Linked DNA regions of Homo sapiens: region 1 is linked to region 2. A link is an interaction called in ENCODE POLR2A ChIA-PET data of the cell type or tissue named here. Cell type or tissue: K562. All regions are shown on one strand. Each heading gives the region's core, and the rest is flanking DNA. Links, peaks and the distances in the headings are about the cores only.

Region 1 (2,908 bases), core at 117-2,616, 240 kb after region 2:
TTCCTTGGAACTTTGAAAGCCTTGCTCTGTTGTCTGCTAGTTTTTGCACACCCAAAGCTGCTTGGATTCTTGATCCTTTGCATGACATCTGGCTTTCCTCTAGGCGCTTTTTAGGATTTTCTCTTTATTCTTGGTGCTCTGAAATTTCACAACAACGAGGCTTGAGTGTCTTTTTCATTCAATGAGCTGAGGACTTGATGTCCCACCCCCATTTTTTTAGAGCTGGGGTCTCGCTCTGTCATCCAGGCTGGAGTGCAGTATCATGATCATAACTCACTGCAGCCTTGACCTTCTGGGCTCAAATGATCCTCCTACCTCAGCATCCTGAATAACTGGGACCACAGGTGTGAGTCACCATGCCTGGCTAATTTTAAATTTTTTGTAGCAATGGGGTCTCACTATATTCTCCAAGCTGCTCTCAACCTCTTGGGCTCAAGTGATCCTCCCACCTCAGCCTCCCAAAGTGCTGGGATTAGAGGCATGAGCCACTTCATCCAGCCTATTTAGTTATTATTTATTTATTTATTTATTTATTTATTTATTTATTTATTTTTGAGACGGAGTCTCGCTCTGTTGCCCAGGCTGGAGTGAGTGGTGTGATCTCAGCTCACACCTCTGCTTACTGGGTTCAAGCGACTCTCCTGCCTCAGCCTCCCCAGTAGCTGGGATTCCAAGCACCTGCCACCACACTCAGCTAATTTTTTTTGTATTTTTTGTGGAGACAGAGTTTCATCATGTTGACCAGGCTGGTCTCGAACTCCTGACCTCAAGCGATCCACCTACCTTGGCCTCCCAAAGTGCTGGGATTACAAGAATGAGCCACCATGCCCAGTGGGCCTATTTATATTTAAAAATTATTTATTTTAAAAGAGAGTCTTACTCTGTCACCCAGGCTGGAGTGCAGTGGTGAGATCATGCTCACTGTAGCCTTGAACCCCCAGCCTCAAGTGTTCCTCCTGCCTCAGCCTCCCAAAATGCTGAGATTACAGGCATGAGCCACTGCACCTGACCACATTTAAACTGGAAACTCATCTTTCAACGCTAGATTTTTTTTCATTATTTGATCATCTCTTCCTCTATTTTTGAACTGTCTCTTGATCAGGTGACAACCCTGCTTCATCTTAATTCATCCTCTAACTTTTTATTCTCTTTCATTTCCCATCTTTGCAGCTGCTTGTGTTCCATTTTCTGGGATATCTGCTTTACTCTTTTTTTTTTTTTTTTTTTTTTTTGAGATGGAGTTTCACTCTTGTTGCCCAGGCTGAAATGCAATGGCACGATCTTGGCTCACCACAACTTCTGCCTCCCAGATTCAAGCAATTCTCCTGCCTCAGCCTCCCGAGTAGCTGGGATTACAGGCATGCACCACCACGTCCAGCTAATTTTTTTTTTTTTTTTTTTTTTTTAGTAGAGACAGGGTTTCACCGTGTTAGCCAGGATGGTCTTGATCTCCTGACCTCGTGATCCGCCCGCCTCGGCCTCCCAAAGTGCTGGGATTACAGGCGTGAGCCACCGCGCCCGGCCAATATCTGCTTAACTTTATCTTCCAGTCCTTACATGGAATTATTTTACTCTGGCTGTTATATATTCACATTTTAAGAGCATTTCCTCACTCTCTAATGGTCCCTTTTACTTAACAGCATCCTGTACTTGTTTCATGGATACGATATTTTTCTCTTACTCCTCTGGGAATATTAATTATAGCTTTGCCTGCCTTGTCGGTTCCTTCTGAGTTTATTCCTCCCCCACCAAACCATTTTTCTCCATTGTTCTCCCCCCTCCTGCCTCCCTCCCTCTCTCTCTCTCCCTCTCTTTTTCATGTTAGACGCTTTTCTAAAATGTGCAGTAACCCACAGGCATCACTTGCATTTAATCATAAAACCTGAAACCGCAGTTAGAAGCCCCACACATTCCAGGTCAGAGGGAGTGAAGTGTGCGTCAGCTCACACCCTAGACGGGTGAACCTGTTGTCCCCGAGACATGAGTCATGGCAGAAGGAACATTCATTTATTTCTGTGGACGTGTATGGACATTGATCTAGCATGTCATGTTCCAGGCTGTTCTGCAACGAAAAGAAAAGCTCTCTGTGCCATTCCAGTAGGCCACGACGGCTGGCACAGAGAAGAGACTGGGAGCAGAGACCCACTAGTACTACCTGCACCACCGGCCACTTCTGGGGGTCACAGAGTAGCTGGAACTCCGGGATGGAGACAAGGGCAGGACAGCCTCTTCAGCACCACAGTCCCAGTCTGGATGCAGGAGAGAAATTGAGATTCTGATGGAGTTTCAAGCTGATGCCACAAATGAGCCCATCTGACTTGTGGCCCAGCTCCTAGTGGGGGAAGCCTGTGTTTTGTACCCACTGACACCCACTGCATTGAGGGGAGGGGTTCACTTCGCTGCTGGAGCAGGAAGAGCAGGACTCGGCTTCAGCCCTGCCCCATCACCCCGAGCCTTTGCTTTTCTCCCCTTTGCAAGTGTCTGGTCTGCAGGCCATGGGGCAGCCTCCTTCAGCCCTCTCCGTGATCTGTGCGGGCTGACCAAGAGGAAGGGTGACCTGCTCATCTGGGAGAGGAAGAGGTGGTCCCTGCACTCTCCCCTCCTCCTCCAAAGTCTTCTTTCTTAGATGTTCTGCGCTCCAGAGGGTCCACTGGGTGCTCGAGGGAGGCCAAGTCTGGGTGGTCTCAGCCTGTGGATAGGGGCAGGAGCAGGAGGCAGGGATTCAGATGTCGGAATTGGGCTGTGGACTCACAGGGTCCCTAAGGGTATCAGGCCTTACAGGAGTGTCGCTGCTGCTCATTCGTAGAGCTTGGTTGTCACAGCCAGTTGCCATGGCACACACCTGTAATCCCAGTGCTTTGGGAGGCTGAGGCCAGAGGATCACTTGAGGCCAGGCGTTCGAGACCAG
Region 2 (2,908 bases), core at 207-2,706:
GATCGCTTGGGCCCAGGAGTTTGAGACCAGCCTGGGCAACATGGCAAGACCCCATCTCTACAAAAAATTAGCTGGGCATGGTGGCACGTGCCTGTAGTCCCAGCTACTTGGGAGGCTGAGATGGGAGGATGGCGTGAGCATGGGAGGTTGAGGCTGCAGTGAGCTGTGATTGCACCACTGCACTCCAGCCTGGGCGACAGAACAAAGACCCTGTCTCAACAACAACAAAAGTAGTACCAGAAGTGGGGTTCTGCCATAACTCCAAATCTAAAACATGGGACAGTTGCTTAATGGGTGGACAGGAAAGAAGCCGACACTGAGGCTGGAAAGATGGCTGGCTATGCTCCGGGACACAGTTGGCACAACCGTCACCTGTGCTGCCCTGGGGTGGACGGTGCACTCATGGACCTGACCTCTCTGGGCTGATGGAGCATTGGTTGTTAGATCAAAATGTCATAAAAGGCCAGGCGTGGTGGCTCACACCTGTAATCCCAGCACTTCGGGAGGCCAAGGCAGGCAGATCACTTGAGCTCAGGAGTTCGAGACCAGCCTGGCCAATATGGTGAAACTCCGTCTCTACTAAAAATACAAAAATTAGCTGGGTGTGGTGGTAGGGGGCCTGTAGTCCCAGTTACTCAGGAGGCTGAGGCAGGAGAATCACTTGAACCCAGGAGGCAGAGGTTGCAGTGAGCCGAGATTGCACCATTGCACTCCAGCCTGGGCAACAGAGCGAAAATCCCTCTCAAAAAAAAAAAAAAAAAAAAAAACTGGACGCAACCTAAGTGTCCAGCGGTGCGAGACTCAAACATCTGGCCATCCCCTGGGATGAGTGAGGCTGGGAAAGTGGGAAGGCTCACGGGAGGCATTAAGGCAGGCCGAGGGGTGCAGAGCTGATGACGGAAAAACCCGTCAATCGCAGAAGGACTCCAGGCCCCTCAGTAGCTCTTTTGTTTTTTTTGAGACAGAGTCTTGCTCTGTCGCCCAGGCTGGAGTGCAGTGGTGCGATCTCAGCTCACTGCAACCTCCGCCTCACGGGTTCAATAGATTCCTCTGCCTCAGCCTCCTGAGTAGCTGGGATTACAGGCATGTGCCACCACGTCCGGCTAATTTTTGTATTTTTAATAGAGACAGGGTTTCATTTGTTTGTTTGTTTGAGACGGAGTCTCACTCTGTCGCCCAGGCTGGAGTGCAGTGGCACGATCTCGACTCACTGCAACCTCCGCCTCCCGGGTTCACGCCATTCTCCCGCCTCAGCCTCCCGAGTAGCTGGGACTACAGGCGCCCGCCACCAAGCCCGGCTAATTTTTTTTTTTATTTTTTAGTAGAGACGGGGTTTCACCATGTTAGCCAGGATGGTCTCGATCTCCTGACCTCGTGATCCGCCTGCCTCGGCCTCCCAAAGTGCTGGGATTACAGGCGTGAGCCACCGTGCCCAGCCTAGAGACAGGGTTTCACCATGTTGGTCAGGCTGCTCTTGAACTCCTGACCTCAGGTGATCCTCCCACCTCAGCTTCCCAAAGGGCTGGGATTACAGGCATGAGCCACTGTGCCTGGCCCCCTCATTAGCACTTGAGGCCACAATTCTCAGTGCGAGGCTCCTGGGCTGTGCTTTGGGCGTCTGCTAAGGTGCTCAGAGGTGTATCCTATGCTGGAGAAAACTCCACCTCGACCGATGCGGGATCAGGAGACCGGGGCTCCAGTCCCAGCTGGCCACTTCCAGGCACATCCAGGCCTCAGTTTCCCTGCCTGTTTAAGGGGGGCATGTATTCTCTGGAATCCCTGCCAGCAGCATGATTCTGCATGAAGTTCTACTTCCAAGTTCCGGTTATCAACCCCAGAAACTCATCATAAAAGAGGGAGAAGTGGCTCATGCCTGTAATTCCAGCAGGCTGGGAAATTGAGGCAGGCGGATCACTTGAGGACAGGAGTCTGAGACCTGCTTGGGCAACATAGGAAGACTCTGTCTCTACTAAAAATTTAAAAGCCAGGCCTGGTGGCACATGCCCGTGGTCCCAGCTACTCAGGAGGCCCAGGTGGGAGGATTGCTTGAGCCCAGGAGTTCGGAGGTACAGTGAGCTATGATTGCACCACGGTACTCCACCACTACTCTGGGTGATAGAGCAAGACCCTTTCTCAAAAAATAAAAATAAAAAATTGGCTGGGTGCCGTGGCTCACGCCTGTAATGCCACCAATAGACAGATCACCTGAGGTCAGGAGTTCGAGACCAGCCTGGCCAACATGGTGAAACCCTGTCTCTACTAAAAATACAAAAATTAGCTGGGCGTGGTGGTGAGTGGCTGTAATCCCAGCTACTTGGGAGGCTGAGGCAAGAGAATCGCTTGAACCCAGGAGAGAGAGTTTGCAGAAGGCGCCACTGCACTCCAGCCTGGGCGACAAGAGTGAGACTTCGTCTAAAAAAGAAGAAAAAAGAGAGACATTCCTGGAGGTGCGCACAAAAGGGCATCATTGACATCTGGAGTGCAGTGGCATGATCTCGGCTCACTGCAAGCTCCGCCTCCTGGGTTCACGCCATTCTTCTGCCTCAGCCTCCCGAATAGCTGGGACTACAGGCGCACGCCACCGTGCCCGGCTAATTTTTTGTATTCTTAATAGAGACGGGGTTTCACCGTGTTAGCCAGGATGGTCTGGATCTCCTGACCTGATCCGTCCGCCTTGGCCTCCCAAAGTGCTGGGATTACAGGCGTGAGCCACCACGCCTGGCCACCTTAGCCTCTAGAATAGTAGTAGTTCTCGGCCGGGCGCTGTGGCTCATGCCTGTAATGCCAGCACTTTGGGAGGCCAGCGTGGGCGGATCACGAGGTCAGGCGTTCAAGACCATCCTGGCCAACATGGTGAAACCCCGGCTCTACTAAAAATACAAAAATTAGCCAGGCGTGGTGGTGTATG

What was found. Peaks named below come from ENCODE experiments on the same cell type or tissue, not always from the same donor. Only the 100,000 strongest peaks of a DNase experiment are listed, where the experiment ranks them.
Region 1: POLR2A ChIA-PET joins it to region 2 with 6 read pairs; 3 of 35 experiments call an interaction of 5 or more read pairs at or near these places.

Annotation. Positions count from the first base shown.
Region 1 is chr19:1,771,479-1,774,386 of GRCh38, forward strand. The region is part of intron 1 of ONECUT3 (one cut homeobox 3); the gene reads left to right. It overlaps LOC101928543 (a long non-coding RNA gene), which reads right to left and starts at 2,872. Exons shown (of 5, transcript XR_007067085.1): 1 at 2,780-2,872; 2 at 2,558-2,689; 3 at 2,156-2,249; 4 at 1,965-2,062. In K562, for the core only: no CTCF peak of the experiment used is centred there; no DNase peak of the experiment used is centred there; H3K27me3 peaks cover 706 bases.
Region 2 is chr19:1,535,659-1,538,566 of GRCh38, forward strand. PLK5 (polo like kinase 5 (inactive)) reads left to right here. Exons shown (of 14, transcript NM_001243079.2): 14 at 1-388. Among named protein-coding and RNA genes, the nearest start is that of PLK5, 13 kb to the left of the region's middle. In K562, for the core only: no CTCF peak of the experiment used is centred there; no DNase peak of the experiment used is centred there.